Regions from separate parts of the Mus musculus genome. Here all the other regions are linked to region 2. Evidence: chromatin loops called from intact Hi-C (ENCODE). Cell type or tissue: heart. All regions are shown on one strand. Links, peaks and the distances in the headings refer to the core of each region. The heading gives the core; the rest is flanking DNA.

What was found. Peaks named below come from ENCODE experiments on the same cell type or tissue, not always from the same donor. Only the 100,000 strongest peaks of a DNase experiment are listed, where the experiment ranks them.
Region 1: a loop joins it to region 2, with 2.7 times the contacts of the local background. A loop is called at or near these places in 2 of 42 quality-filtered maps.
Region 3: it touches region 2 in a loop (4-fold over the local background); 18 of 42 quality-filtered maps call a loop at or near these places.

Annotation. Positions count from the first base shown.
Region 1 is chr2:128,961,735-128,971,989 of GRCm38, reverse strand. Zc3h6 (zinc finger CCCH type containing 6) reads right to left here and starts at 4,588. Exons shown (of 12, transcript NM_178404.3): 1 at 4,154-4,588. The coding sequence starts at 4,185. In heart, for the core only: no CTCF peak of the experiment used is centred there; DNase peaks (open chromatin) are centred at 4,119 and 4,709; H3K4me3 peaks cover 2,614 bases; H3K27ac peaks cover 3,694 bases.
Region 2 is chr2:129,192,214-129,202,468 of GRCm38, reverse strand. It overlaps Slc20a1 (solute carrier family 20, member 1), which reads right to left and starts at 3,696. Exons shown (of 11, transcript NM_015747.2): 1 at 3,477-3,696; 2 at 2,405-3,020; 3 at 2,146-2,286; 4 at 1,884-1,969. The coding sequence starts at 2,750. It overlaps Gm39932 (a long non-coding RNA gene), which reads right to left. Exons shown (of 2, transcript XR_866734.2): 2 at 9,155-9,856. In heart, for the core only: CTCF peaks have their summits at 3,048, 3,299 and 4,494; a DNase peak (open chromatin) is centred at 3,758; H3K4me3 peaks cover 3,436 bases; H3K27ac peaks cover 3,459 bases.
Region 3 is chr2:129,127,456-129,137,710 of GRCm38, reverse strand. It overlaps Chchd5 (coiled-coil-helix-coiled-coil-helix domain containing 5), which reads right to left and starts at 8,011. Exons shown (of 4, transcript NM_025395.3): 1 at 7,854-8,011; 2 at 7,393-7,533; 3 at 7,145-7,310; 4 at 3,599-4,436. The coding sequence starts at 7,855. The coding sequence ends at 4,413. It also overlaps a transcript of Polr1b not described here. In heart, for the core only: a CTCF peak has its summit at 5,297 (motif pointing right); DNase peaks (open chromatin) are centred at 7,370 and 8,000; H3K4me3 peaks cover 2,252 bases; H3K27ac peaks cover 1,939 bases.

The sequences.
Region 1 (10,255 bases), core at 699-8,698, 230 kb after region 2:
AATAGATCCCAGTGTCTATGCATTAACACCTTCCCTGTGTCTGAACCTACTGTGTCACTTCATTTCCCTGTGCTTTCTCCACACACACCTCTGATGGTACTTGGCCAAACTCTGGTGCAGTCTCTGGTCAAGTTTTCAACCCACTAGGAGATTAGGAAACTTGTTAAATTACTACCCTTCTGGCCTGCTGGAGTCTTGTTACTGCTTAAGAGGAAATAAGCTAAAAGGGAGGGAAGTAAAAGATGAAATTGTTCATGAAGAACAAAGAATAACCTCCAACTCAAGGAAAATATTCATATGTCTTATCAAGTAATAAATGAGCTCTAAAGTCTTATACTAGGTTCATATTAAAATCTTTTCCTCCTGTGCAGACCCTGAGTAACTTTTTACCATTAACATATTTTAGAAAACTCTAATAGTTACTAGGGTTTCGTTATCTTTCCATTCTGCTGTAGAAGTGTCTGAGGCAGGAACTAGTATTTAACCTTCAGCAATTGCTTGCAGGATTGGGATTACAGCTCAAAGGTAGAGAGAGCTCTTGTCTAATGGCATGAGGCCATAGGTTTGATATCAAGCATCATATCAAACTTGTTTGGGTTAACATCCAGATGAAGGATAAAGTTAGATGGGTGAAGTTAGGCTGAAAGAAGTAAATGAAGGACTGGAGAGATGGCTCAGCGGTTAAGAGCACTGACTGCTTGCTCTTCCAGAGGTGCTGAGTTCAACTCCCAGCAACCACATGGTGGCTCACAACCATCTGTAATGGGATCTGATACCCTTTTCTGTTGTGTCTGAAGATAGCTACAGTGTACTCATATAAATAAAATAAATCTTTAACAAAAAAGAGAAGTGAATGAAAGAGAACTGAGTGAAAGGGAGATTATACCTTTAACTTTCTCAATTCTTTCTGCTTTATTTATGTTTAGAAACTAGGCTCCAGACTTACGCACAAGAATCTAACATTCTACCTATCTACAAGTTTATGGGTATTATTATATTTATAGTACCTTATAAAAATACTTCTTGCTCCAGGCATAAAAATATTAAAGGAAAGCACACCGACTAGATAGTTGTGTTTGTTTGTTTTGGGATCCCCCAGATATTGGCTGTTTGGAGACAGGGTCTTACTACATAGCTCAGGTTGGCCTTATACTCATTCCAGCACTCCTCCTTTCGGTGTCCAGAGCGCTGGGATATAGGTGTGCACTGACAACACCGACTCTCAAATAGATAGTTTCAAAAGGTGATTTTTCATATATATATTACATATATATATTATAGTAAACAAACACAAAGCACTCACCATATAAAACATGTACAAGAAAATAATTTTAAAGCAGCAACATATTTTATGAATTTCATTTACATTTAGAACTTCTCCCTTTTGTACATTCTATTTTAATTTGTATAAAGTCAAAGCAGTTATAAATATGAGATTTCACTATTTTCCTGAATGCATATTTTAGTTTTTAAAAGTGCTTGAAAATAATCTTTGTAAAAATACCTAGACTATGCAAAATTTTATATACTTTTCACATATAATTCGTATAAACATGTATTACAGTATAAAAGTTATAATGTAGAAACATGGACTGCTTGAGGAATCCATAGATTATTTTCTCCCAAGTTTCTTTAGAATCAACTAGAAACCTATAAAAATACAGGTAGTCACAAACCTACCTACAGATTTCTATGAGCTGTTCTTCATTTTGTATCAAACAGGTCTGATTAGATAAGACTGAGAAACATTTACCTAACAGCTCATAACTACATGGGAAATTTCTAAAATTTATGGGCCCCAGTCACATCAGTGGAACTGCCCTGCCCTTAAGCACCCCTGTCCAGACTGAAAACCACTGCTTTGGTAAGGTTTAAACACTTCTGTTATCCACTAAGAAACTCAAGTTCACAAAGCTAACTGGTTACAGTCCTGGAAAGGGCCATTTCTGTAGACCCCCTGCTCTGTGGGATTTCTTCCTTCTTTCCTTTAGCCTAGGCTCAAATAGCAATTCTCCTTTGCCTCCAGAGTGTTGGAATTATACATATAACTCACCACATACAGATAGTGCAGTTTCTTGATGTAGTTCTTTCCACGTCAGAGGTTTTATATATACATCTATATCTATATTTATGATTCACAACACCACCTAACACTGGCTAAATTAAAACTGAGTTGAGATACTTTTGGGTCTAATTTAAAACAAAACTATTGCTACTTATCATTTGCTCCTCCTACTAATCTATATCCTTTAAACTAAAGTTTCATTTTAACTTCTAAGTCAGTATTTTAAAACTTCAAATTCTACTTTCTAAAAAACCCAGGGTTTGTTGTGTAGGGCAGGCTGCCATGAACATGCCACCTTCTTGTCTCAGCCTGAGTGTTGGATTACAGGTATGTATTACCACACTGGACCTCAAACTCTTTTCAAAGTCTGATAGCAGCCAGGCATGGCAGTGCACACCTTTAATCCAGCACTCTGTAGGCATAGACAGGCTGATCTTTTTGAGTTCTAAGACAGACTGGTCTACATATCAAGTTCTAGGCCAGCTAAGGCTAAGGAGACCACCTCTCAAAAGGGATGGGGGTAAGAGAAAACCATGGTGTCATTGTTCTGTAGAAGCATTATTTTGATTTCTAAACTTGGTGACACGTTTTATTATGTAAAATACATATTTCTACATATTCAAGTTACACTATCCACTAACATGAGATTTCCTTTCATATTAATGAATTTTAAGTACATCAAGTCACTGGCTTATCAATAGACTTCTCAACATTATTAGTTAATTCTAGGACCTTCACTTTTAAACTTTTTTTAATAGGGCAATATTGGGCTATGAGTGTAGCCAAGTGTTAGAGTACTTGCCTATCACACAAGAGTCCTTAGGTCCATTTGACAGCACTGAAACTACAAAGGTATCATCTTTTTTAAAAAATCATTAAAAATGTCCAGTGCAAGCTTCTGCACTTATGTAAGAGCACTTTTTACTATCTAAACCTTGCTACATGCTTCATTGATGTCTTTCTAGAGAATTATCATTACATTAGTGAAGTTCTTAGGATTTTTTTAAATCCCTTTCAAGGTTGCCATATATTTTGGCATTTAAAATTTCAATGATTTTTGTTGGTTTTTGTTGTTGTTGTTTTGTTTTGCTTCCTTTGTATTTAGGGAAGGAAGGTGAGTGTAATGCTTTATCAAAAGCATATGATATTTATCAGGAATTCTTAAGTCTTATGGGCCACACTAGAACACAATGTATCTGAGACTATTCACAAAGCAATGTGAGGATGTCCACTTTCAAGTCAATATTCTAAGTAGGAATCAGCTGAATGAGATTTGGCACCAGGAGTTTTAATAAAAGTCCTCCTCTGACACCTTTAAAAATTTGTTTATCAATGTCAAGAGTATATTCTGTAAATGCCACCAAACCTTTGAATGGTGCTAAGAATGTGCCTCTCAGAGCACAACAAAACTAAAACTGGAAAATGAGAATCTCAGCTAAATAGTCAAATATTTATTTAGCACCTAGGAAATCAGGTAAAGCTAAAACTCTGCAGTCTACTTGTGTTAACGTATTTAATATGAAAAACTGCCATTTCACTTTCCTGGAGGTTATAGGACTGCGGCAGACACATGGCCTGGGAGTGGGGGATGGGAGGGAAAGAGACTCCCCAACCCCCTCCAAAAAAAAAAAAAAAAAAAAAAAAAAAAAAACTAAACATGTTTATTTTCAGAGGTAGACTCGGGTCGGAGGCAAACATCCACTAGGCCTACTACTGAGCTTTTGGGGCCGGTTCCAACGGGGCTGCCAACGCCGGTCACTGGCCTGGCGGGCAGCGGCCGCAGCCGCGCCGCCGCCCGCGTGGCGCCGACGACTGAGCCGGGCCAGGGGCGGGGGGCTCGCACGTGCCCGGCGGGGGCGGGGCGGCGAGAGCGACGGCGACCCCGGCTCCGGGAGGCGGGCGCGGCCGCTTCGGCCTCCCCCGCGGCGGCCGGCAGGCAGCGGCGGTGGACGAAGGTGCGCGTCACGGAACCGATGGAGCCACACAGAGACGTCTAAGTCATGCAGGAGGCGCCCGGCCCCGGCCCGCTCCCGCCGCCCCGACCCCTCCTCTCATCCGACAGAAAGACAGACAAGAAGGGTTCCCGACCTGTCGTGCCCTGCATGTTCAGAGTCTGTCATGTTTGGTCAAGAACGGGGCGGGGCTGGAGGGCAGGTCTGGAGGCCGGCGGCGGCGGTGGCGGCGGCAGCGGGGCGCGGGGAGGACCCCTGCGCCGCCTGCGGGCAACCCTGTCCCCGGCCGCCGCCGACAGGTGACGAAGTGGTAAAAACTCACGGTTACTAGTGAGCGACACAGACACAGACTTTCCAGTCTATTAACAACCAACGCCAGAGAGATGGGGCTCTAACTGCAAAGACTGGGCAACGGCCCCGCGCTGCCGGCGCTGCCGCTCTAGTCTGTATTCGCCGCCGGAGGCTGAGGCGTGGGAGCCGGCGGGCGGCGTGCAGCGACGCGGGGATTTGGACAGTGGCCGTAACGGTGATTTCTCCTCACCAACATGGCGGCACCCGAAACAGGCGGCTCAGAAAATGGCGCCGGCCGCAACACCTTGCCCGGGACTAAAGGGCAAGTGGAATTCCTCCGCGAGCCGCGGCCCTCTCCCAGCCCGCCGGTGCCGAGCGCACTAGCCATTGGAGGAAACTGCCCGTCAATCACTTCCAGGGGCGGGCCTTTAATACGCTCGCTGCGGCAGCGGAGGCAGCAATCTGATGGGTGTGAGGCCAGGGATGCGGTTCGGTGGCGCGTGGAGTTATATCGGGCGGGGCAGGTCACCCCGCCAGGCCTGCTGTGTCCACCAGGTCCTCTGTGCCCATTTCTCGATGTTCCTGCGAGACTCGTCGTCTAAGGCTTTGGAGTTCCGGACTCATCACACTGTCCCCCTCCACCCCGCCACCGTTAACTGCGCGACAAAGAAAGGAACCCAGGACTGGCGGTTTTCTTTGTTAAAAAGAAAGAAAGAAAGAAAAGCTTTCTTTGTTGCCGAAAGAACTCGGAATCATCCTTAAGCCCTTAAACTTGTAGCTGTTATGTCTCCGTAGTGTAAGGAAGACTGCCTGCCATGCAACTTTTTCTGATACTAAATTCACCCAGTCCTTACTTGACGATTAAAAATAGCTATTGAGGTAATTAAAACATGATCTTGTGTCTGTTAGCGGTTTAGATGTGGAATTCATTCGAGTATTTCATAAGAACAAGACTTCATTTCTTCGTATGTCCATGGCCTTCAGACGTATTTCCATATCCTTCAGAAATAGTCTTGAAATGATGAGTAATGTATACTTAGTTCTGAAGGAAAGTTAATTTTTTTTATTAAAATGATAAGCTTAAATGTCCAATATTTCTAAATACACGACGTCTTTTGTCTTTGATGTGTAAATAACGTGCATTCAAAGAGCAATTGCGATTAGATAAATGTGAAAAGAGAAAAAAAGTTATTTAGTTGAATGCAGCTATTGACAAGACTTGAACCCTGACAGATCTTCACGGCCCATTATAGGAAACTTTCAAAAGGCACATCTGTTTTAACTAGAGAAGCAATATTATTAGTTTTTGGAACTAAAATGTAAAGCCTCTTCATTTAATCGTTTTACTAGGAACAGTGAAAGGCTTTTGAGGTGTAACAGCTGCTCTTCACAACTGCATTTTCTGCTTAGACATTAAAATAATGATTTAGGATTTGAATTTGATTTTTTTTTTTAATAAAAAGAAAATCTTTGAACTGGTACACATTTGAGTATTGCTGTTTTCAAATTCGTTTGGAAGTTTAAACGCACACCAAAATAAATTCTGGGCATTAGCTTACTCAGAAAAACAACTTTTGAAATGTTGCCTCCAGACAAAATTAACATACTGACACACTTGGAAGGTCCAATTGTTGGCTATCTAGGCCAACTCAAGCCACAAGGAAAGGATTCCCTGTGGTGTACTCTATTTGTAAACTTTATATACTTTATAAACCCTCAAGGCAGGAAAGCCACAGCTCTCAGCTGGCTGAACACAAAGCAGTCAGGCCCCGCACCCAGACTTCCCTAACAGCCCTAAAGGTCATCTTCTAAGGGCTACTGCAGTCATTCATTCGCAACCTGAGCTATGAAAGTGGCCAAGAAAGTGCCCTACAAGAAAAAAAAAAAAAATCCCGCCACCCCCTGAAAAGGAAGTCTCATTAGTCCCTGGCTTGTCACAGAAACCAGTTCCTGAGCATGAAAACCAACAAATCCCTGAGCAGAAAAATTCACCAATCCCTGAAAATACCAAACTCTGGACTTGAAATCCCAACAGTCCTCAGCCTGGAAAACTGGACAGCTCCGCCCCCTAAGAAATCCTATGGAAGGCCTGCCTTCAGCTCAGTCAGGGGCTGTTTTCTCACCTGAGCAGAGGCAGCAGTCCTGCGGTTTTCTCTCCCAATAAATCCCTTGTGTGAGGTTTGTTGTACTGTGTGACTTTGTGCCTCCCAACTGCGAGGATACCTTTCCTTTCAGACCTACAACATTTCCATCATCCGCAAAGAGTATTTCCTCGCCATTTGTTACCCTCTGTTGACCTCAAAATAGAAGATAACCTGGAATCTGCTCAGCCCTTTCCTCTTTAAAAGAAATCGCTTGTAGACTTTAGAATTTAATTCACCTCTGAGATTACTAAATTCTGTGACCAGAGCTCATTGATATTTTTTAAAGCCATCCCTGTACTTAAAACTGAGAGTTGCACTCTTTTATATTTAATATTCTGAGTATATAATAGCCACTCGTTCTGTGTATGTTGGGGCAGCTGTGTGGAAGTACAAGGACAGCTTGCAGGAGGCCATTCTCTCCTCCCGCCATTTTCTCACCCAGGCAGAGGCAGCCACCCTTCTGGGTGATTGACCTCAAGACATTCAGAGCTTGGTGGCAGGCAGCACTCGGGTTCTCAGCAGCCCCGGAACTGATATCGTAATAGAACTTTATGACTTTCCCTATAGATACCTTACACCTTTGATAGACTCCTCACAATCGGATACTTCTGCTTTCATTGCTGTGTAACAAGCTATAATAATACACTGTTTTAACTTATAGTTTGGAATAGGAAACATTTCCAGAATCCTACACATATTCAACCCATGCTCTAACAAGAGCTAAACTCCCAACACAAGGGTTTGGGGTGTTTGTTTGTTTTCCCAGTCTAATCCTTGGATTCTAGGTTCTCATTCTACACTCACTGAGATTTCCAGTACTAGTGTGTGGGAACCACAGAGGTCTTTGAGCTCTCAGATAAGCACTAGGGAAAGCAGGAATGTTAAACACACAGGGTTGTCCCTTAAAAGGGAAGGGTGCATAACCTGTTATCTGCCCAAAAAGCTGGAATTAGATGAGGTTAATAGTCAGTCAGTCTGGTTACCTTTGAGCTAACTGTATGGCCAAGATCATACCAGATTCTCCTCTCCCAAGACCTTACCATAGGCTTGTCAATCTATAGAAAGTGTATTTATGGAAGATGTCACATATAGTCAATCTATAGAACCTAACTTTATGGAAGATATCATATGTACTTTACAAAGAGTTCAGTGTAGTCATGATTTAAGCTTTATTGTACACATGGGATTGAATTAATTATCACCAGTAAAGTTTTCACCAAATTCTGGTGTGCTTAAATATGCCTAAAATAAACTCCCTGGGCTTAGACTCTCAAGGCTTGGACACTGGCTACTTAGTCATGTGGAGCTGAACTACCTTCTCGCCTATCTTGGATCATCACTCTCCTGGCTATGGTGGTCCCAGAGATCCTTGAACTAGGGCACCCAGTGCGACATTAATAGACACAGTCCAGGAGGATGGTCCTGTCCTGTTTCCCAGGTTTCTACGGGATGACAAAGTTTTCTCTTTAGAGAAACATGTTTTCTTCCAGTAATTTACTATGAATTCTGTACCTAGTTTGTTCTTTCATCTCTTGAGATGCTAAGTATTTTCTCTTTTCCTTTTGTGTACTATTTAGATTGTACCCTAAAGCATATTCAAAGGTATGGTTGTGGTGAGTTTAGCTTTTGAAGCTATTGGCAACAGTGTGTTGGAATATATGAAGTGGGAGAATGGTAAAGGCACCTTTCAACGGGATGTATCTGAGCAGCCTGTAGAGACTGCAGGATGGAGTCATTAGAACCTGAAGATAGCTGAACTTACAGCAGAAAAGCGTCTGTCAAGATCTGCGATGCTGGGTAAAGACACGAAACCATAGGCTGGGCCATCTTGCTGCTGTCCTGCAGTACCAACTGTTCAGGAGGCTGAGGCAGAAAGGTCCTTGAAGCTCAGGCATTCAGGAGCATCCTGAAGAATACAAGAAGTCCTTGACTCACAAAAACATTTTTTTTATTTTTTTTCCATTTTTTATTAGGTATTTAACTCATTTACCTTTCCAATGCTATACCAAAAGTCCCCCATATCCACCCACCCCCACTCCCCTGCCCACCCACTCCCCCTTTTTGGCCCTGGTGTTCCCCTGTACTGGGGCATATAAAGTTTGCAAGTCCAATGGACCTCTCTTTCCAGTGATGGCCGACTAGGCCATCTTTTGATATATATGCAGCTAGAGTCAAGAGCTCTGGGGTACTGGTTAGTTCATAATGTTGTTCCACCTATAGGGTTGCAGATCCCTTTAGCTCCTTGGCTACTTTCTCTAGCTCCTCCATTGGGAGCCCTATGATCCATCCATTAGCTGACTGTGAGCATCCACTTCTGTGTTTGCTAGGCCCCGGCATAGTCTCACAAGAGACAGCTACATCTGGGTCCTTTCAATAAAATCTTGCTAGTGTATGCAATGGTGTCAGAGTTTGGATGCTGATTATGGGGTGGATCCCTGGATATGGCAGTCTCTACATGGTCCATCCTTTCATCTCAGCTCCAAACTTTGTCTCTGTAACTCCTTCCATGGGTGTTTTGTTCCCAAATCTAAGGAGGGGCATAGTGTCCACACTTCAGTCTTCATTCTTCTTGAGTTTCATGTGTTTAGCAAATTATATCTTATATCTTGGGTATCCTAGGTTTGGGGCTAATATCCACTTATCAGTGAATACATATTGTGTGAGTTTCTTTGTGAATGTGTTACCTCACTCAGGATGATGCCCTCCAGGTCCATCCATTTGGCTAGGAATTTCATAAATTCATTCTTTTTAATAGCTGAGTAGTACTCCATTGTGTAGATGTACCACATTTTCTGTATCCATTCCTCTGTTGAGGGGCATCTAGGTTCTTTCCAGCTTCTGGCTATTATAAATAAGGCTGCTATGAACATAGTGGAGCATGTGTCCTTCTTACCAGTTGGGGCATCTTCTGGATATATGCCCAGGAGAGGTATTGCTGGATCCTCCGGTAGTACTATGTCCAGTTTTCTGAGGAACCGCCAGACTGATTTCCAGAGTGGTTGTACAAGCCTGCACTCCCACCAACAATGGAGGAGTGTTCCTCTTTCTCCACATCCACGCCAGCATCTGCTGTCACCTGAATTTTTGATCTTAGCCATTCTGATTGGTGTGAGGTGGAATCTCAGGGTTGTTTTGATTTGCATTTCCCTGATGATTAAGGATGTTGAACATTTTTTCAGGTGCTTCTCTGCCATTCGGTATTCCTCAGGTGAGAATTCTTTGTTCAGTTCTGAGCCCCATTTTTTAATGGGGTTATTTGATTTTCTGAAGTCCACCTTCTTGAGTTCTTTATATATGTTGGATATTAGTCCCCTATCTGATTTAGGATAGGTAAAGATCCTTTCCCAATCTGTTGGTGGTCTTTTTGTCTTATTGACGGTGTCTTTTGCCTTGCAGAAACTTTGGAGTTTCATTAGGTCCCATTTGTCAATTCTCGATCTTACAGCACAAGCCATTGTTCAGGAATTTTTCCCCTGTGCCCATATCTTCAAGGCTTTTCCCCACTTTCTCCTCTATAAGTTTCAGTGTCTCTGGTTTTATGTGAAGTTCCTTGATCCACTTAGATTTGACCTTAGTACAAGGAGATAAGTATGGATCGATTCGCATTCTTCTACACGATAACAACCAGTTGTGCCAGCACCAATTGTTGAAAATGCTGTCTTTCTTCCACTGGATGGTTTTAGCTCCCTTGTCGAAGATCAAGTGACCATAGGTGTGTGGGTTCATTTCTGGGTCTTCAATTCTATTCCATTGGTCTACTTGTCTGTCTCTATACCAGTACCATGCAGTTTTTATCACAATTG
Region 2 (10,255 bases), core at 881-8,880:
CAGGTCTTCATAGCTAGGCTAGGGATTTTATTAAATGCTTTTCTCATCATGTAAACTCTTTATCTTTTATATATAGTGATAAAGATGAAAACCAAATATGCACTAGGTCTTTCTGTCAAGTCAACAGACTTGCAGGAACTATTCTGGGCTCAATATAGGAAGGAATGAGACAAAGAAGTTAAAGCTTTAGTTAGAAAGGATGTGAACCTCTCACTCAGTTACATGGAGACAGGAAAGGATCCCTCATCTGTTACTGAGGGATTAGTGAGCAAGTGAGAGACAGAGGGGAAGAGCCTCCAAGTCAGCACTGTATTAAATATCATCCATGACTCTTGACCATGCCTGTCCCACCCATACTCTTTAAGCTGGGAGTGGGAGCACACATCAGTAATTCAAGAACTTGGGATGTGAATGCAGGAGGATCAGAAGTTCAAGGCCAGCCTGGGCTACTTGAGACTGTACAGAATAATTATTAAACATACACAACTTGATATTCCAATAACACAGTGAGAGTAAAGATACTTGGCATATGTCAATCAGAGGTTCTGGGCACTGAGAACCCCCCTTTGCATCTCTGTTCCCCCTTGCAGGAATGACCACTAAACAGTTTGCAGAGGCTCTCCAGAATCAGAATGATCGATTTCCCAATAATCAAAGGGGTCAGAATAAACCTTTAAAAACCATGAAACCAAATAGCATCCTATTAGTTATTCTGGTTTTCTGGTATGTCAAGAGATGCACAGCTCTAACAGCAACACTAAAAACTATGATTCCTGAATCCTGGAGAATCAGATTACCCTATGCTACAGATAAGGGGGGGGGGAGGGTCAGGGGAACTCATAGCATACCTGCTTGCTAGATGAAAGAATACCATATCTAGAGGTTGCACATCAATGAACTATTTACTCAGTCACACTGTGCCAAGCTAGAGATATTTATAATGCTCCACACGTGAAACACATTCTGCCAGACACCTAATGGTAAGTATAGGATCAGGAAGGAGTCAGGGAAGGACTTCTATTGAGAGAAGTCATTCCCCAGAGACTCCGAGAACTAGATCAAGAAGCAGGGAGTCTAAACACACACCTTCCATTAAGATAAGGTACCTATCTCCCCTCACTCAGATTTCTGCTGTTTAGGGGAATTTTAAAAGAGCTTAACAAAGGACTGTTAAGAGCCACTCACCCTAGAAAATAGGACAACTCTGTCTCCTGAGAAAAATTCATTTATTCTTACTGTAATTCAGCCCAGAGTCAACAAAATCCCTTGTTGTCGACTTTTTTTTTTTTTGTGTGGAGCCAGGCTCAGTCTCCATGATAAAAGAAATTGCACTAAGTCTCTCAAAAGGGGTTTTCAAGTAGTCAGGAAACTCAATGGCTTCCTGTTTTTTTAAAGCAAAAAGAAAACAAAACAACCCCCCCCCCAACAACTCATCCCTACTCTTCTTACTGAGAAAGTGGAGTCCCTACAAGTAGAAAGCCTCCTCTAGAAACTTCTATGTACTTGACAATCAACATGGGAGAGGAATTTAAAAAGGATTCTGTGACCTGTTGAACTAAAAGGTTACAATTCCACTTGTCCTGAATGTAGTGACCTAGACAGACAGAGCCACCTTAAACAATGTTCTTAGTTTTCACTCCCAGTCTCTTTATTTCTTGGCAGACCATAGAACTACTCAAGTTTTTCCTTCCTGAATGCCCTCTGGGGCATTAAAAACTTGCTTCTTTCACAGAACTCCACAACATACAGGAGGTATACAGAACAAAGAACTTTTTAGCTTTTCAAAGCCACATACTTACATACCAGTCACATCTGAGAAGAATACCAGTGAGTTTGAACAAGACTGAATGTGACTCATGAAAGGTCGCAAGTAGAAAGGTTACCTTACGGAGGATGAACGCACGAACAAGGAAGAATAAAATTCCAGACATAATACCAGAAAGCAGCGGAGAGACGAACCACGACATCACTGGAATAGAATACAAAATGAAGTGTCAGGTCTGGAAAGTACGTTTTTGTTAACAAGACCCCGAAATGGTAGGTGCTCCATTTCTGATACTCTTCAACTTGCCCCTCCACTTCACTCCCACTCCACGACACACAGCAGCACACAACGAAAATAAAACCATTTAAAATTCAACATACCAATTTTTATCAGTTCAGACCACTTGACACCCTTCTGCCCATTTGCCACAAGGGAGAAACCAATGGTTGCACCGACAATACAATGGGTCCCAGAAATCGGAAGCTTCAAAAACGAAGCCACGAGCTGCCACACAGCAGAACCTGAAACAGAATTAATCAGATTTTGTCAGGTAGATGGCAAAACTGTTACATAAGCAGTGCGTCCTTGCGGAGAGAAGGTTCAAGACTGGAGCGAACATAAGGTATAACTACAACTTACCAAACATAGCACTGACGGAGCCAGCCATGAGCAGATCTTGAGTTTCGTTGTACAGCTCCACATCTATCAAGCCGTTCCGGATGGTTTCGCTCACTTTGGCCCCCAGCAAGGCGGAGCCCACAGTTTCGAAGATGCTAGCTAAGATGCAGGCTTGCTTCAGGGTCACTACACCTGAGCCTACAGCTGTACCGAACGAATTTGCTACATCATTGGCTCCCACGGAGAATGCCAAGACAAATGCAATGATGAAGCCCAGGATGAGCATCCATAGATTGTCATACTTCGGTGGAGCGGAAGCAGTAACAGCAGCTAGGGTACTAGTAATCGTTGCCACAGTAGATTCCATTCTCTAGTGTAGTGGTTCTTTAAATAATAAGAGAATTACTAAGCGGCTTTTGAGATGTGTAAACGGAATGAGGTATCAAAATGCTATAATAAATAGTATATATTATATAAAATTAAATACTGTAAACTACGGCACGGAAACCGAGCTGGGGAGTTACTGCTATACGCTGCTGCGTCTGGGCGTCTGTTGTCTGGGGTTTCTTTGGCTCTGGAGGGCTAAAAGCACGGAGCAGAATTCCATGGCGGATTAGAGAAAGGACGCAAGTTCATCCTGGGGGGACGAAGTGGAAGAAAATAACAATAGCGGCGCATCTCTGGGAAGAGGGCAGCCTGGGACTCCGCATAGTCCCCCCCCCCCCCGCCCGTCACTTATGTCTTCAGTCCCCCAAACGCTGTGCAAGGTGGGGCACAGGGCGATCTCTGTGCTCCCCCACCCCCCACCCCGTCCCGCCCCGCCCCGCCCCACGAGTTCTGTTCAGTCTCCGGCCGCTTGCCCGCGCGCGCCCTCCGTGGATGATCGGAAAAAAGACCATTCCCGCGCGCGCCTGCCGAGGACCGCCGAAAAGGCCCGCGGAAGGGCGCGGCGTGCGTGGGGAGGCGGGAGGAGGACAGCAGCGTAGCGGGGTCCTGCAGCCTGCATCCCACCCCCGCCAGCCAGCTCCCCACACCCGAGCCCACTCCAGAGAAGAAAGGACCTTTGCACCACCGGTGCCGCGCCGCCACTCACCAAAGGAAACTGAGGGCCGAACAGAGAGACCAGAAGAACGAGACTGAGGCAGGCTCGAGCCACGGTCGCACAACCCAGGACGGCAACACCGGGCACAGCACGGAGGGACTCTCTACCCACTCGTGAAGCAGCCGCGGGCGCCTCAGCAGGCGAGAGGTGAAAACACGCAACGCGCGCCGGCGGCCATCATATAGAGAGCATGCCGCCGGCTCCTATTTATAGCCGGTTCTGCGCCCCACGTGACCTGCCGAGCCTCGCGCCCGCCCGAGGTCCCGCCTCCGATGTGACGCAACCACAGGCTGGTCGGGCGCGCCTAGCCGGGTGAGCTGGGCAGCGGCGCTGATTGGCCTGGACGTCCCCGGGGCCCCGCCCCCAACGAGGAGCTGGTCCACGTGGGACTGGCTGGCCGCCTCCCTGCAGCCTCGCCCGGGTTATCCTGTCTGCGCTGGCCACGCCGGGTGGCTGCGGGCGGGGACTGTGGGGGAGTCTCGCCCAGACACGCGGGGACTGAGGCCGCCACCAAGGTCGTTCCGAGTTTCTCCCACGCGGGCCCGGGTCAGCTCGGTGGCGACGCGGAAGAGCGGGTGTGCTGAGACTTGCCCTTGGCCGGACCCGATCTGTACCTCGCCCGGAGAGGGTGGAGGGATCTCACGTGGCCACCTCGCTCCCGCAGTCACGCACTTGTGTGAAAACGGAAAGATTCGGGAGTCACGAGGATAGGCTTGCGTTCCCAGCTGTGGCACTGCGCTGAGGGAGAGCCATGGGTCATTAGTTTCCCGGCGCCGGACCTCCGTTTTAGGAGCCCCGGCTATGGCGCAGCGGGGAGGATGTTACTTTGGATTCGAATTCTTAACTCATATTTGCTGCAGTGTGTCACCTTGAACAAACCCTAGGTCTCCTCAAGCCGAGTGCTCTGGAACGAGAAATAATAGCAGAGTGAGAGAGACTGGAGGACGGGTTGGAATTGTGTGTAAAGCACAACAAAGATGCATTTCCTGTCAGCTCATCGGGGCTAGTGGCGACAGGCAGTACTAATTCAGGTATTCTGGTTACAAGTTCTTACCCAGTAAGGAGAATCATATTAGCTAAGATATAAGCATGTGACTGGAACTCAATAGATGTTCAGGAAATGAACCTTCATTTCCTCGTTACTTTTTTTTTTGAATGTGCCTGTTTTAGAATATAGGAAAAGGTTACAGAGGATGTCCTCATCCTGAAAGTTTTCCCATCCCCTTTTGAAATAAAGATTGCTTCCTGGTCCCCTACATGGTATAAGGTTGTAGTTCTGACAATGGATTAGTTCGTTTTATTGCCTAAGCTCAGAACTAACTAGTCACCACTCCTTGGGAGATTTAAGTTATGTGGGTTATAAAGAAACTTAAGAATTCCAGCCAGAAATACCCGGTTTAGAACGCTCTAAAACGCTCTCTGCTCTCCAAAGGTAGGGCAACGAATAGCAGAAACAAACATGTTGTAAATTATAACTTCACAGGAGTGTCCTGTGACCTATAATTTGGTAGACTCAGAATCTCGTATAGGTTATACAGGTCTATTGACCTCAAGGTCATGGCTGGAAAACAACCTTCATGTTCCAGGACACTGACCCCAGTGTGTAATTCTGGCATCTTCAAATGCAACACTCTTTGCCCTTACTTCTTTCCAAGGTCATAAAACATTGAATAAAAGGACTGGTTTGTTAAAAGGTTGTTAGTGTCCTGCCAATTAAAACAATTTTTGAAGTAATTATTTGTGAGGAAATTGCTCATGACTTTGCCCACTGTTTGGATGTGCTTTGCTTCAGTCTGTTGATGACCATGCTTTTGCCTCTTGAAATTGAGACAACCAAGGTGAGCAGCCATGGTGAATAAGGCCCATCCAGGTACAAGAGCAGAATCCAGAGCCAGGTTTGCCAGATGTGAAGGCATCACTGTGGTTCAGGGAGAGTATAGTATTTTGAGACTTGGCTTTATGCTACTTTAGTATCCATGTATTTTCAGGCAGAGACAGATTTCTCTGTCTCTAGAGAGTCCTTACTGTCTTGAAATCAAGGAGGGGGGATGTGATGGTTGGTCAGATGGTTTTAGATTGTCTTGTTTTTTGTTTGTCTTTTGTTTTTGTTTTTGTTTTTTGAGATAGGGTGTCACTGTGTAGCTGTCTGGTTGTCCGGGAACTTACTGTGTAAATCAGGCTAGCCTCGAAATCACAGAGATCCCCCTGCCTCTGCCTCCCAAGTGCTGGGATTAAATTCATGCACTTCTATACTTGGTTACCAGTTTTAATATTCAACTTGACCCACTCTAGAATCACCTAGGAAGAGAGTCTTGGTGAAGGCTTGTCTAGATAGGTCGGCCTGTGAGCAGGTCTGTAGTGGACTGTCTCAGTGTGGAACGCTGAAGTCTGAAAGTATGTGGCACCTTTTCCTGGTATCATAGTTAGGGTTTCTTTGCTATGGTGAAACACCATGACCAAAAAGGAAGCTGGGGAGGAAAGGCCTTATTTGGCTTATACTTCCATGTTGTTTTTCATCATTTAAGGAAGTCAGGAGAGGAACTCAAACAAGGACAGGAACCTGGAAGCAGGAGCTGATGCAGAGGTCATGGAGGTCTGCTGTTTACTGGCTTACTCAGCCAGTTGTCTTATAGAACCCAGACCACCAGCCCAGTGATGTCTCCACACACAATGGGCTGGGCCCTCCCCCATCAATCCCTAATTAAGAAAATTCTTTTTGGCCTACAGAGATGGCTCAGCGGTTAAGAGCACTGACTGCTCTTCCAGAGGTGCTGAGTTCAATTCCCAGCAAACACATAGTGGCTCACAACCATCTGTAATGGGACCCGATGCCCTCTTCTGGTGTGTCTGAAGACAGCGAAGTGTACTCCTGTACATAAAATAAATAAATAAATCTTTAAAAAATTTATTTTCTCAGTTGGGGTTCCCTCCTCTCAGATGATTCTGCACTGTGTCAAATTGACATAAAATTAGCCAGCATGCCTGGTTTTGGGTCCCTGGACTATACAAGAGTAAGGGGCTGAAGAGATGGCTCAGGTGTACTTGTTCTTACAGAGGCCCCGGGTTGATTCCCAGCACCCACATGATGGCTCGCAGTTGTCTATAACTCCAGTTCCAGGGGATCTAACACCCTCTTTTGACCTCTGCATGTACTAGGTATGCACATGGCGCACAGATATAACAGGCATACACATCAAATAAAAGTAAATGTTAGGAACTGGAGAAAGCTAACCTAGCACTAAGCATGCATGCATTTGCGTGAATCCAGTGTGACTAGTTCTAAGCATCTGTCAACTTGGCCTTTCCAACAGTAATGGTTGGAACCTGGAATTAATTGTAAGCTAAGACAAAGCCTTGCTTCCCCAAGTTGCTTCCTGACAGAGGATTTTATTACAGCAGAAGAATGGAACTGTGAGGAACCCTAACTACTACACAAAACGGCACTGGTTCCAGTACTCTTAAAGCTAGGGAAAGGAGTCAGAGAGCCTGAGAAGACTAATCCACGTTAAAACGGAGGCTGTGGTACAAATGTGCTCTCGGGTCTTAGGGAGCCTATTAATAAGTAGTTAGAAATAATTTGAAGCCAGACTGCTTGCTCTGTAGTTCTCTAGTCTCTTGACACAGTACAAATACCATCCTCCACCTGGTTACCTCAGCTCTAAAGAGAAAAGATGGAGAGTCCCCGTTTCACAGGGCTGTTGGAAGGAGTAAATGATCAGGCCGTGTAAGGCTCCCCTAAGGGTACTAGCATATCCAAACACTGGTTTTCTTTATTCAACAACTAGCTGAGAGCAGAGCCCCCACACCGCCTTCCTTTCTCCAGCCACCAAGACCAAGTTGTTTTAAACTTCTTGCTGCAGAAGAGTGACCAAGCAAATCGGCTGCTGCCAGAGGGGTAGTGGCAACAATGAGATACATGGAGTGTGAGTGTCCGTTTTTTTTTTTTTAATATTTCTTTTTATCTTTAAATATGTATATGTGGGTGGATATGTGCTCTTGAATGCCTGTGGTGTCTAGAGGCACCGAATACTCTTAGAACTGAAGTCACAGGCAGTTGTGAGCTGCCCAATATAGGTGCTAGGAATCAAACTCAGGTCCTCTAAGAACAGTATGAGCTCTTAACCACATTTACTTATTTGCAGTACCTGGGATAGAACCCAGGACTTCCATAGCTAGGCAAGCACTCTATTGCTAAGCCAAACTTCAACACCCTGCCCACAGTATCTTTATAAGTTAGTCACTGTCACAAAGCCATGAGTCTGGGACCCCCACCCCCACCCCACCTACTTTGACCTCCAGAGGGCAGAGCAAAACAGCCTGTCTGGCACAGCAGTACACAAAGCTAGGCTGTGTGCACCAAGACCTTCCAAGGCTACAGAATTGCAAACAAAAAGGAAACAATACCACACGTGGTTATTCTGAGCTCAGGGAGACTTAATAGTCAAGGAAATGCATCTGCAGCTACCATTCAGTACACATGAATGTACATCCTGGAAAAAGACTGTTGGGAAGAGAGGAAACCCAAGGGGACATGGGAACACTCACTGTGCAGCCAGAGGCAAGGGCAGTTGCCAAGGCTACCCAGAGGACATGAAGGGAACAGAGGAAGAGAACATCTCTGGAAGAGAAGGTACTCCTTCAGGAAGAACTAGCTTTACAGTCCTTTCCCTTTCCCCATGTAAACCATCAGGCCTGGCCACATGTGTCTTTCCCCAGATAAGTGGGAGAATTATAAAACCTGCAGTGTGCCTGCATGCTTACTTTGTGCCGGGCTCGCTCTGTTTCCTGTCCTGTGCACATGTGCCATGTAAAACACTGTAAGGACTTTCATCTTATTTTACATAGGAACTAAGGCACAGAGCATGAAGTACTTTATCCCCAGAATGCCAGGAAGCCCAGAGGCAAGTCAGGTAGATTTGGCTGCTAACTCTTATTTCCACTTGATGCATTTATCTCTCTTCTACTAGGCTCTTTCATTTACAGCCCGTATTTCAAGCTTTCTCAAGCCTTATTGGAACAGGAAAGAGCTATCTCCAAGATTGGCCCCAGTGGTCCTAGAGTAAGAAGAGGCAGGAAACCAGTGGCGCATGCTCACTCTAGAATAAAGTTGTGCCTTGACCTTGCCTTGGAGTTGCTGAAAACCCTGTTCTCTTTCAGTCTTCCTGGAAAAGAAAACCTGTCTTGCAAGGTGAAAACTTGCTGTGGGGCTGGGGCAATGGCTTAGTGGCTAAGGGCACTTGCTATACAAAGCAGAGGACCTGAGTTTGAATCCCCAGCGCCCATGTAAAACACTAGGCATGGACCACGTGTGTCTATAACAGTATCACTGAGGGAGCAGGGGACAGAGAGGGATCCCTAGAGTTCCATGGTCAACTAACCTAACCTAAACAGCAAACTTCCAATGAAATGAAAGACCCTCCCCAAGCTAGTAAGGTAGAAGGCAACAGAGGAAACCAGTTAATGTCTCCCTCTGGCCTAGACACAGACACAGACACAGACACACACAGAGACAGACTGGCAGACAGAACCACCAGTACTCACTTGGGACGCAGAAATAGGAAAATCATGAGTTCTATAGGCCAGTCTGGACTACACAGCAAGCCCCTGGTTCTAAATAAATAAATTAATTAAAATACCATCAAGAAAAATAATAATTCAAGAAAGGAGCCTGATGTCATCACTTCTCCATCTGTTTTGGATGCTGTTCACCTCTCCATCTCCAGACAAATTCACATCTCCCTAAGCCCCATCACACAGACCAGACAACCAGACCATCAGTGTCTACGTGACTCCACCTTAGATCCCAGGGAACTTGGAACCTGAAACACAGGTAGAGTGCTTTGAAATACCCAGCCACCCAATCTCTGATGTGAAGAGCAGAGTTGAGGTGGATCTCAGGCCAGCATCCTGAAGCATGAACAGTTGCACTTTGTTGGTCCAGTAGTAGTGGGAAAGTAGTGGTCCATGTCACTGTCACCACAGGAGTTGGCCCCCACCCACTCCAGACTTCATGTGCTTCCTTCCTGACGACTCATCCTGTGGTTGCTCCCTTTGGCTTGTCTTCACACACGTGGGTGTGATGTGGCCAAGGATCCAGACAGTGGGAAGGGAGCACAGGTCTTTGACATCCTGAAGTGGTCCAAATGTTCTGGCTCCCCTTTGAGCCAACCTCAGGACCACACACCATTCTCAGATCACTTCTTCTTCAGTGATCAGACCTCAGAGGTCTTGCTTGAGGAGACTTATACTAAGACCCCCTTTTTCTCCAATGTTCTGTTTTCTCAGCTCTTCAACCGAGGTGAGAGGATTGCTGGAACCCGTGTAATGGAGTCTGCTCGTTGTCCCCACGCCCCAGGACATATGGTTTTAGCCTGAGAAAATGAGGGGGTGGCAAGACATGAATCATCCACACAGTCATATCCAGGAGGAGAGAGGCAGCTTTGGGCTCAGCATGGCTTCCCATAGCATTTCCATCATTCACCAAATAGCCTGCTGCGGATCTCCATCCACAAGGTTGACTAACCTGTGTCCTTACAAAACACAGACTCCTTCCTTGCACTTTAAATACCAACCATGAGCACATCAGCAGAGCCAGTGAAGTCAACCTCCTACACTTGTGCCCACTCTGCCCCTGCCAGGCCTGCCACCTCTGGACCTGGACCACATGCCTCCCCTACTTGTGCGGGGATTTATCATTGACCCTGACTTATCATTCACTCAGCAAACACTTCTAGGACATAAGAGATTATGCCAGGCCACTTGTCCCCCAG
Region 3 (10,255 bases), core at 1,580-9,579, 65 kb after region 2:
ACTGTATTTTATTCATCTGCTTCACTGGGGTGGGAGGCAGGGAAATGCCATGGAGCATGTACAGGGGTCAGAAGACCACTTGTCTGAATCAGCTCTACCCTTCTATCATATGGGTCATGGGGTCAAACTCAGGCCTTCAGGGGTGGTGGCAAGCACGCTGACCCTATGACCCATCTTGTCACCCTTGTAATGCATTCTTTTTTTTTTTTTTTTTTCTTTTTTTCTTTTTTTTTTTTTTTTCCATTTTTTATTAGGTATTTAGCTCATTTACATTTCCAATGCTATACCAAAAGTCCCCCATACCCACCCACCCCCACTCCCCTACCTGCCCACTCCCCCTTTTTGGCCCTGGCGTTCCCCTGTTCTGGGGCATATAAAGTTTGTGTGTCCAATGGGCCTCTCTTTCCAGTGATGGCCGACTAGGCCATCTTTTGATACATATGCAGCTAGAGTCAAGAGCTCCGGGGTACTGGTTAGTTCATAATGTTGATCCACCTATAGGGTTGCAGATCCCTTTAGCTCCTTGGGTACTTTCTCTAGCTCCTCCATTGGGAGCCCTGTGATCCATCCATTAGCTGACTGTGGGCATCCACTTCTGTGTTTGCTAGGCCCCGGCATAGTCTCACAAGAGACAGCTACATCTGGGTCCTTTCGATAAAATCTTGCTAGTGTATGCAATGGTGTCAGCGTTTGGATGCTGATTATGGGGTGGATCCCTGGATAAGGCAGTCTCTACATGGTCCACCCTTTAATCTCAGCTCCAAACTTTGTCTCTGTAACTCCTTCCAAGGGTGATTTGTTCCCACTTCTAAGGAGGGGCATAGTGTCCACACTTCAGTCTTCATTTTTCTTGAGTTTCATGTCTTTAGGAAATTGTAACTTATATCTTGGGTATCCTAGGTTTTGGGCTAATATCCACTTATCAGTGAGTACATATTGTGTGAGTTCCTTTGTGAATGTGTTACCTCACTCAGGATGATGCCCTCCAGGTCCATCCATTTGGCTAGGAATTTCATAAATTCATTCTTTTTAATAGCTGAGTAGTACTCCATTGTGTAGATGTACCACATTTTCTGTATCCATTCCTCTGTTGAGGGGCATCTGGGTTCTTTCCAGCTTCTGGCTATTATAAATAAGGCTGCTATGAACATAGTGGAGCATGTGTCCTTCTTACCAGTTGGGGCATCTTCTGGATATATGCCCAGGAGAGGTATTGCTGGATCCTCCGGTAGTACTATGTCCAATTTTCTGAGGAACCGCCAGACGGATTTCCAGAGTGGTTGTACAAGCCTGCAATCCCACCAACAATGGAGGAGTGTTCCTCTTTCTCCACATCCTCGCCAGCATCTGCTGTCACCTGAATTTTTGATCTTAGACATTCTGACTGGTGTGAGGTGGAATCTTAGGGTTGTTTTGATTTGCATTTCCCTGATGATTAAGGATGTTGAACATTTTTTCAGGTGCTTCTCTGCCATTCGGTATTCCTCAGGTGAGAATTCTTTGTTCAGTTCTGAGCCCCATTTTTTAATGGGGTTGTTTGATTTTCTGAAGTCCACCTTCTTGAGTTCTTTATATATGTTGGATATTAGTCCCCTATCTGATTTAGGATAGGTAAAGATCCTTTCCCAATCTGTTGGTGGTCTCTTTGTCTTATTGACGGTGTCTTTTGCCTTGCAGAAACTTTGGAGTTTCATTAGGTCCCATTTGTCAATTCTCGATCTTACAGCACAAGCCATTGCTGTTCTGTTCAGGAATTTTTCCCCTGTGCCCATATCTTCAAGGCTTTTCCCCACTTTCTCCTCTATAAGTTTCAGTGTCTCTGGTTTTATGTGAAGTTCTTTGATCCATTTAGATTTGACCTTAGTACAAGGAGATAAGTATGGATCGATTCGCATTCTTCTACATGATAACAACCAGTTGTGCCAGCACCATTTGTTGAAAATGCTGTCTTTCTTCCACTGGATGGTTTTAGCTCCCTTGTCGAAGATCAAGTGACCATAGGTGTGTGGGTTCATTTCTGGGTCTTCAATTCTATTCCATTGGTCTACTTGTCTGTCTCTATACCAGTACCATGCAGTTTTTACCACAATTGCTCTGTAGTAAAGCTTTAGGTCCGGCATGGTGATTCCACCAGAGGTTCTTTTATCCTTGAGAAGAGTTTTTGCTATCCTAGGTTTTTTGTTATTCCAGATGAATTTGCAAATTGCTCCTTCTAATTCGTTGAAGAATTGAGTTGGAATTTTGATGGGGATTGCATTGAATCTGTAGATTGCTTTTGGCAAGATAGCCATTTTTACAATATTGATCCTGCCAATCCATGAGCATGGGAGATCTTTCCATCTTCTGAGATCTTCTTTAATTTCTTTCTTCAGAGACTTGAAGTTTTTATCATACAGATCTTTCACTTCCTTAGTTAGAGTCACGCCGAGATATTTTATATTATTTGTGACTATTGAGAAGGGTGTTGTTTCCCTAATTTCTTTCTCAGCCTGTTTATTCTTTGTGTAGAGAAAGGCCATTGACTTGTTTGAGTTAATTTTATATCCAGCTACTTCACCGAAGCTGTTTATCAGGTTTAGGAGTTCTCTGGTGGAATTTTTAGGGTCACTTATATATACTATCATATCATCTGCAAAAAGTGATATTTTGACTTCCTCCTTTCCAATTTGTATCCCCTTGATCTCCTTTTGTTGTCGAATTGCTCTGGCTAATACTTCAAGTACTATGTTGAAAAGGTAGGGAGAAAGTGGGCAGCCTTGTCTAGTCCCTGATTTTAGTGGGATTGCTTCCAGCTTCTCTCCATTTACTTTGATGTTGGCTACTGGTTTGCTGTAGATTGCTTTTATTATGTTTAGGTATGGGCCTTGAATTCCTGATCTTTCCAGAACTTTTATCATGAATGGGTGTTGGATCTTGTCAAATGCTTTTTCTGCATCCAACGAGATGATCATGTGGTTTTTGTCTTTGAGTTTGTTTATATAGTGGATTACATTGATGGATTTTCGTATATTAAACCATCCCTGCATTCCTGGAATAAAACCTACTTGGTCAGGATGGATGATTGCTTTAATGTGTTCTTGGATTCGGTTAGCGAGAATTTTATTGAGGATTTTTGCATCGATATTCATAAGAGAAATTGGTCTGAAGTTCTCTATCTTTGTTGGATCTTTCTGTGGTTTAGGTATCAGAGTAATAGTGGCTTCATAAAATGAGTTGGGTAGAGTACTTTCTACTTCTATCTTGTGAAAAAGTTTGTGCAGAACTGGAATTAGATCTTCTTTGAAGGTCTGATAGAACTCTGCACTAAACCCGTCTGGTCCTGGGCTTTTTTTGGCTGGGAGACTATTTATAACTGCTTCTATTTCTTTAGGGGATATGGGACTGTTTAGAAGGTCAACTTGATCCTGATTCAACTTTGGTACCTGGTATGTAATGCATTCTTTATTGGCTGTCTTCTTGACTCCCTTCCCCACTCCCTACCACTGTTTCTGGATTCTGACTGAGACTGTACCAACAGTGCCTCGTTCTGAGACATGGCTTCCCTTCGAATCAAGACAACACACAAACCTAGAGAAGGAGGAGGTCTCCAAGCCATAGCTTTCCGGCTTTCAATTTTTAATGTTTATTTAACGAGAAGGGGCCTCAGGTGGCCCAGTCTGGCCTCAAACCATGCAGCAAAGGACGACCTTGACCTTTTGATCCCTGCTTCTGTCTCCGCACTGCTGTTTTCAATAAGATCAGTATTTTTATGTCCACTGCCCAAAGTCCATGTCTACTGCTCAACTGGTTCTAATTCAGCAGTGGAAGAAATGTGCTATTTATTGCTCCTCTGCCACGTCTCAAGAGAACAGTGTTACGGTGTAGTGAATGTAGGCTGTGGGCACTAATGGTAGGCGGGGCATAGCCCACTGGCATGTGTGTGGAAAGCTGGGCATTGTGGTTCACACCTAGAGCCCTGGCACTCAGGAGACGGCTGTTGAATCTGAATCCATCGAGGTCTACGTAGTGAGCTTCAGGACTGCCTAGACTTACACATTTATCTGGTTGACTACGAGTGGGAGGGAAGCCTACCTCCAACACACAGACAGCAGGGCCAGGGAGGGCTGGCTGAGTCATCCTACTCCTGAGCCTAGAACAAGAGCACCCAGGCCCCTCCTGAGCGCTCACTTGGCAGACCAAGGAAAGCCGGGGGATGGATGAGTAAGCTTTCTCTCATCGCTCTTCTCCCTTTCAATACTGAAGGCTGGAATCAGAGCCCAGTACTCAGTCTTTATTTATTTAGTGTCCTGATGTCCAGGAGCGCCAGACACACAGCAGGGCCCTCAAGACTCCAAAACTCTTGTCACTCTTCTAGGCGAGGACATCAAGTGGGACGGTCAATCATGTCGGTTTTCTCAAAGTCCAAGGGGTTGTCAGGAGGCAGGCAGGGGCTGTGCCTGTGGAGAAAACATATCCGCAGTTACTGGCCTTGAGACCTCTGACGGGGAAATGAGGTAACACAGCGGGTGTCTGGAGGGAAAAGGTGCCAAGTGGTGGCCTTGGCCACTTGCCATGAGAACAATTTGACCAGGATAATTGAAACATGGAGCTGGAAGGTACTGTTCTTGTTTTTTTTTTTTTTTGTTTGTTTGTTTTGTTTTGTTTTTTGTTTTTTGGAGGACAAGAGACAGGGTTCTTAACTCTAGCCCAGGGTAGTTTAGAACTCACCAGTACCCCAGGCTGATCTATAACTCACTTAATGGAACTCAGGCAATCTTCCTAGTTCAGCCTCCAAGTGCTAGGAATCAGGCTTGTGCCAGCATTGTTACAGGTGCAGGGGACCCAGTGGGTAAACATCTCTCACTCTAGAGAACTTCCTTTCAAAAGAGGAGGGAGAGACATGCAAAGAAGACAACTAACTAGTCAGCTGGTAGGAAATCCTATGCACCAAGGCAAAGAGCGTTAGTCTGTGCGGGAACAGGGAGCTTCCAGACTGTCAGCAACAGAACCACGAGCTCGTCCATGAAGGCTTTCATGTCACATGGTAGCTGAGGGCATTTTCATGTGAAGATCAGAAAACAGAGGAGGCCTACATCTCATTGTCCCCAATTAGAAGGAAAAGCCAGCATTGTGATGTCATAGGCATGAAGAAACAGGACGGTGGAGAAATTGGTGTTTGCCCTTCCCGGTGCCCTAGAGAGCCTGGAGCAGGAGAGGAGACAGGAGACCCTACTTTCCATTCTGTTTTTAACTCTTACATTTACTAATTTATGATGGGGATGCTTGCGTGGAGATGTGCATGCCCAGCAGAGGGCAACCTTGCAGGAGTCGGTGATAGAACTCAGGTTATCAAACTCGGCAGCAAATGTCTTTACTTGCCAAGCCACCTCCCTGCCCTAATTTCCATTTTCAAAAGCAATTTCAGTTGCAGGGAAGAGGAACTGTGGGGTCGCAGGAGACGGAGAAGAGAACAGCTTCTTGCCTAGGAAGACAACCTTGAAGGAAGAGGGGCCCAAGAGATTGCTCAGCACTCGCTCCTTCTGCAGAGAACCTGGGTTCAGTTCCCAGCACCCGGATGGTGGCTCACAACCACCCACAGAAACTCTAACCCCAGGGGACTCTCAGGGATCTGAAGCCCCCTCCTGACCTCCATGGACATCACACACACACACACACACACACACACACACACACACACACAGTCCACATACGTGCAGGAAAAACACTGATACACATAAAATGAAAAATAAAAAACTAAAGTTAAAAACAAAGGAATATAAGAGCTTTAATGTCCAGATGCCAAAGACACTTGAAAGAAATAAATGTTCCTATGAGATGGCTAAGTAATTAGTATAAACAATATGCAACCATCCCTGAGCATTTCCTGTGGAGAATTAAAAGTCCTTCTGGGCAGTTTCTGCTCCCATAACCTAAATCTTTCGTCTACCCCTGTTCTATACAAAACCAAACCAAACCAAACCAAACTAAACCAAACAAAAAGTCAATGAATATCAGATATAATAAGAGGTTAACCTCTAGCCAAGAACTCTCCTGAAGCATGAGATCTAAGGGAAATGATAGGGTGTGGCCCGGGATGCAGGGAGCTGATAGAGCTTAAGAGCCAGGGAGCAGGAATGGGGGGACAGAGGAAGCTTTTGGGGAGACATATCCTGTACACAGAATAAGAATTAGACAGGAGATGGATAAGCAAAGCAGCTATGCTCCTGAGCACCCGTACATTTGTCCACTGAGGATGGAGTATGGAGTTTGAGGTGGAGAGTGGAGAGGTGGGACCAGGTCACCCGGGATGCAGGCTGCACTGGGGTGAGAGCTGGTCTGGTAGAACAGAAACCACAAAGAGCTTTCTATGCAGAAGCCAACATGCTAAGATGTCCTCTGAGTCCATTCTGAGACCATCACATAAGGACTGGAAAGGACAAGATGAGCCAACACACTAGCCCAAAAGAAGGCGAGAAAGAAAAGGCAGAGCTGCAGGGACAGAGAGCCCAGAGGTGCTCAGATGAGGGCGGTCGAAGGTGTGAACTTTCCCTTGGAGAGATCCAGCAAGAGCAGCAAGGGAGGGAGGGTTTCTCACGCTTTCCTCCATTTCTGCCAAATCCAGAACATTTTAAAGACTTTTTCCTAATGGCTACATCAATAACAGTTTAGTATTTCAGACATATTGTATATGTATTTATGTATTGTATACATTAGCAAGATCCTTTTCTGTGCACCCCTCCACCTCACCCCCTCACCCCTACCAGCACAGCTGGAAAGTAGTGAAGGGGACACAGTGGCTGAGGAAAGGAAGAACACAGGATCCAGTAAGAATCAGGGACTTTGTTCCAGTGTGAATTGGTGGCCACCAGAGAGTTTTAAGCAAGGGATTATCATTACTAGAATCCAGGTCATTATATGGAACACAGAGGGTCTGGCAAGCCGGGGAAAGGCTGGGGCAGGTGCCCTGGCAGAGGGGAGTGTGAAAGGTGGTGACAAGCAGAGGCATGTCCACTCGGGGACAGAGAACCATGGTTTTTAGATTCTTGGATGCATAGCCAAGGCCATGTATGGGAATGGGGCTGGGACTGGTTCTGGAAGGTATTTAAACTAGAAAATGAAGGGAGTTGTGAAAGGAAAAAGCTACGATCAAGTTAGCCTCCTTTACCTCTCCAGTTGTGGGTGAACTTGGTGGCTGCACCTGCTCTGCACACTGCAGGAAGCGGCGCATGTGTTCAGCACAGTTGCCCACTGCTGCCTCATTCAAGCGAAGACACTTCTCAAAGGCTTCAAAGGGCTCAGCACAGGCCTGGCGGATCTGGCGGATGATCGGGCTGTGGGGGGTAGGGCATTTTAGACCCTGAAGCATTCAAACCCTACTGCCTGGCACCCTCTAGCCCCCAGTTGTACACTCACTGGGAGGACGTGCAGCGAGCAATGCTCATCTTAAGGTGGTGACAATCTCGATGCCACGACTCTGGCTTGGCTGCCACACATTGGCCATACTGATCCAGCTCTCGGCTGCAGTATCGAGCAGTGACTTCCAGGGCTGCCTGCCTGTGGGACAGGGTAAACTGAAGATAATCTCAAGAGAAGGCAAGAAAGAGTTCTGATTTTGATCTGTGATTGGACTAGTCTGGATTGGGGGTGGGGGGTGTAAAGATCCTGTGATAGGGACAACCAACGAGGGGCAGAAATAAGCGCCGATCCCTGCGCGTTGTGGAACAAGGTGGGATTTCCCGGGAGATCGTGGAAGTCCTAAGACAAAAAGTCTGGCTATTGTGAAGCAGGCCTGGAGTCTTGAATTCAGTCATTTCCCGTTGGGGACCGTGCAGTCTGACAAGCATGATCTAGAGTTATAGGGAGTTGTAACTCACATCTCCAGGCGAATTCAAGCGCCGATCAGTCAGGGAGAAGAGACCCGCCTTTTCCGGTATCAGGTTGTTATGGCGGCGCCCAACCCAGACCTCCTGGCCTCACTCTTCCGGTCGTCGAGCGTCCCTGCCACTCATCCCACATTGGTCCAACCTTCATGGCTGTGTCCTGCTTTGCTTTCCGCCTCACTGCCTATCCGGGAGGAGGCCCCTGTAACTACTTCCGGTCCGTCAGCTATTTTAGTTTATTTACTTCCGGCTTGTGGTGGTCGCGTTTAGTGATCACCGGAAGCAGGACTTCGGCCGTGATCGAGCAGCCAGGCACAGAGCACCAGAGCTGGTTCCCTGTAGGTCAGATCTACAGCCGCTCGCGCTGCCACTTTCCCGGCTGGAGTTGAGGCCACCGGCCCGCGTGACTATGGCTCGGCACACGCTGCGGCTGAGGCGGCAGCTGTGCCCGCCGCTGCTAGTTTAGGAACACGGGGATTGCCCTCTCAGGCTGAGCTACCAGTGGCTTTCCGCCACTGCGTATTCTCCTCCTGACTTTAGTTCCAACTTGACGGAAAGGAATGATCTTAAACGCCACATTGGGCTTCCCATCCGATTATTCACTCAGACATGTCCTTTTCCTGCCATAGGTGGTAAAGGCAGGATGAGAGTGGGTTTTATTGCTTGCTCCTTGCAATCGTGCACAAATTATTTTCTTTGTAATTTCCTTAGGTGGTGTTTGCACCCTCTCCACATTTGCCTTCAGATTATAGGGCTAGACCTGGAAGTTCATTTCCCTGTAAGGCTAAATATTCCTCATATGGAGAGGCCTAAGCTAGAGAAAATGAGCGGTAAGGTGATTACCTTAGCACGCAGTTGTAAAATGAGAACGACTGCTTTGGCCTTCATAATATACAGTGACACTTTCATTTTTGGGAAACTTGACACTCCACACTTCTAGTTTCCTTTTGTCTGGTTGCTGTCAAAAGAGTCATTAAGAATGGAATGGAGAGAACTAGATAACCCTAAGGTTTGAAGTGAAGCGGATCTGAGAAATGCAGGTCTCAAGAGTGCTTCTGTTACTGGGGTTCCCTTCTGGGGAGCTCATTAATGAAAGAACTTTAAAAGGTACTCATTTAGGACAATCAAGGGCAATGTTATTGGTCTGAGAGAAAACACCAGGACAGGCACGCTGTAAATGTCAGTAGCCGCTAAGAGGGAGCAGGAAAAGGAAACTAGGGACATGTGTGTGATGTACATGTGTGCAGGCAGAGGCTGGCGGCAGGTGGCTTCCTCTATTGCTTGACACCTGAAGCTTTTTGGAGACAGGGTGTCACTGAACCTTAAAACCCACCAGTGAACATCCAGGAGCTGTCTCCTCATCCCAACACTGGGATTCCAAGTCTGCCCTACCATGCCTTTTCTGCAGGTTTTTATGCAGGTGTTGGAGATCCACAACTCAGGTCTTCCTGCTTGCATAGCAAGCACTTTAGTCAGCCATTCCTTCACTCCCTCCCCTATTTCTTATGAAATCAGGTAACTATCTTATGACGCAATAATTGCTTCTTGAACGTTTGTCCCAGATACAAGAAGTTTATATCTACACACAAGCATGCATGTGGCCTTCCAGAGAAGCTTTCTCTCTTAGTGCCCCAAACTGGAATCAAAATGTCCTTCAAAGTGGATGGCAAAAGTAGGTCACCCATACTGTGGAGTACTATACAGCAATGCAAAGGCATGAACTCACACATACAACTTCCACAAATTTAAAGTAAACTGTTAAGTAAAAAAGAAAAAGTCCATTTCAGAATATGCCATGATTCTATTTACATGTATTTCTTGAAATTATTGAGAATATGTTGAAGGGTTAGAGATAATGAGAGAAGACACAACAGGACAAGCTTGTAATAATGTCCTGTGTGTAACAGCAATCTACCCAGAGGATAACAGTCCATGCAACTAACTATACATAAGAGCACATAAAACTGCCAAGTCTGAGTAAGCGCCCAGGTTGTCTTAATGTCACATAGATTTTTTTAGTCAAGAATCTACAATTTAAGATCAAAAGTTAATTTTAAAAAATTTAGCGAGGTATTGTGGGATATGATGCTAATTCTCACACTCGGGAGGCTGGAGCAGGGAGGTGACTAGTTCACGGGCAACAAGACCCTTAGAACACAAATACTTGGACACTAGATCTGCACACTATCCCCAGCTACGATATTGTGAAGAGACAGAGAATAGGTTGTGCGGGTCTAAAGTTGAGCTGTTAACACAGGGGAAGGATCAACCAATTCAAGGTGTTCTCCTTATGAAAAAAATTCAAACACCCATTCACAGGGAGCAGTACGGCTGTGTAAGATGTTATACACAAGCACACACAGAACCCTAACAAGCACGGAGAAACGCATACAGAG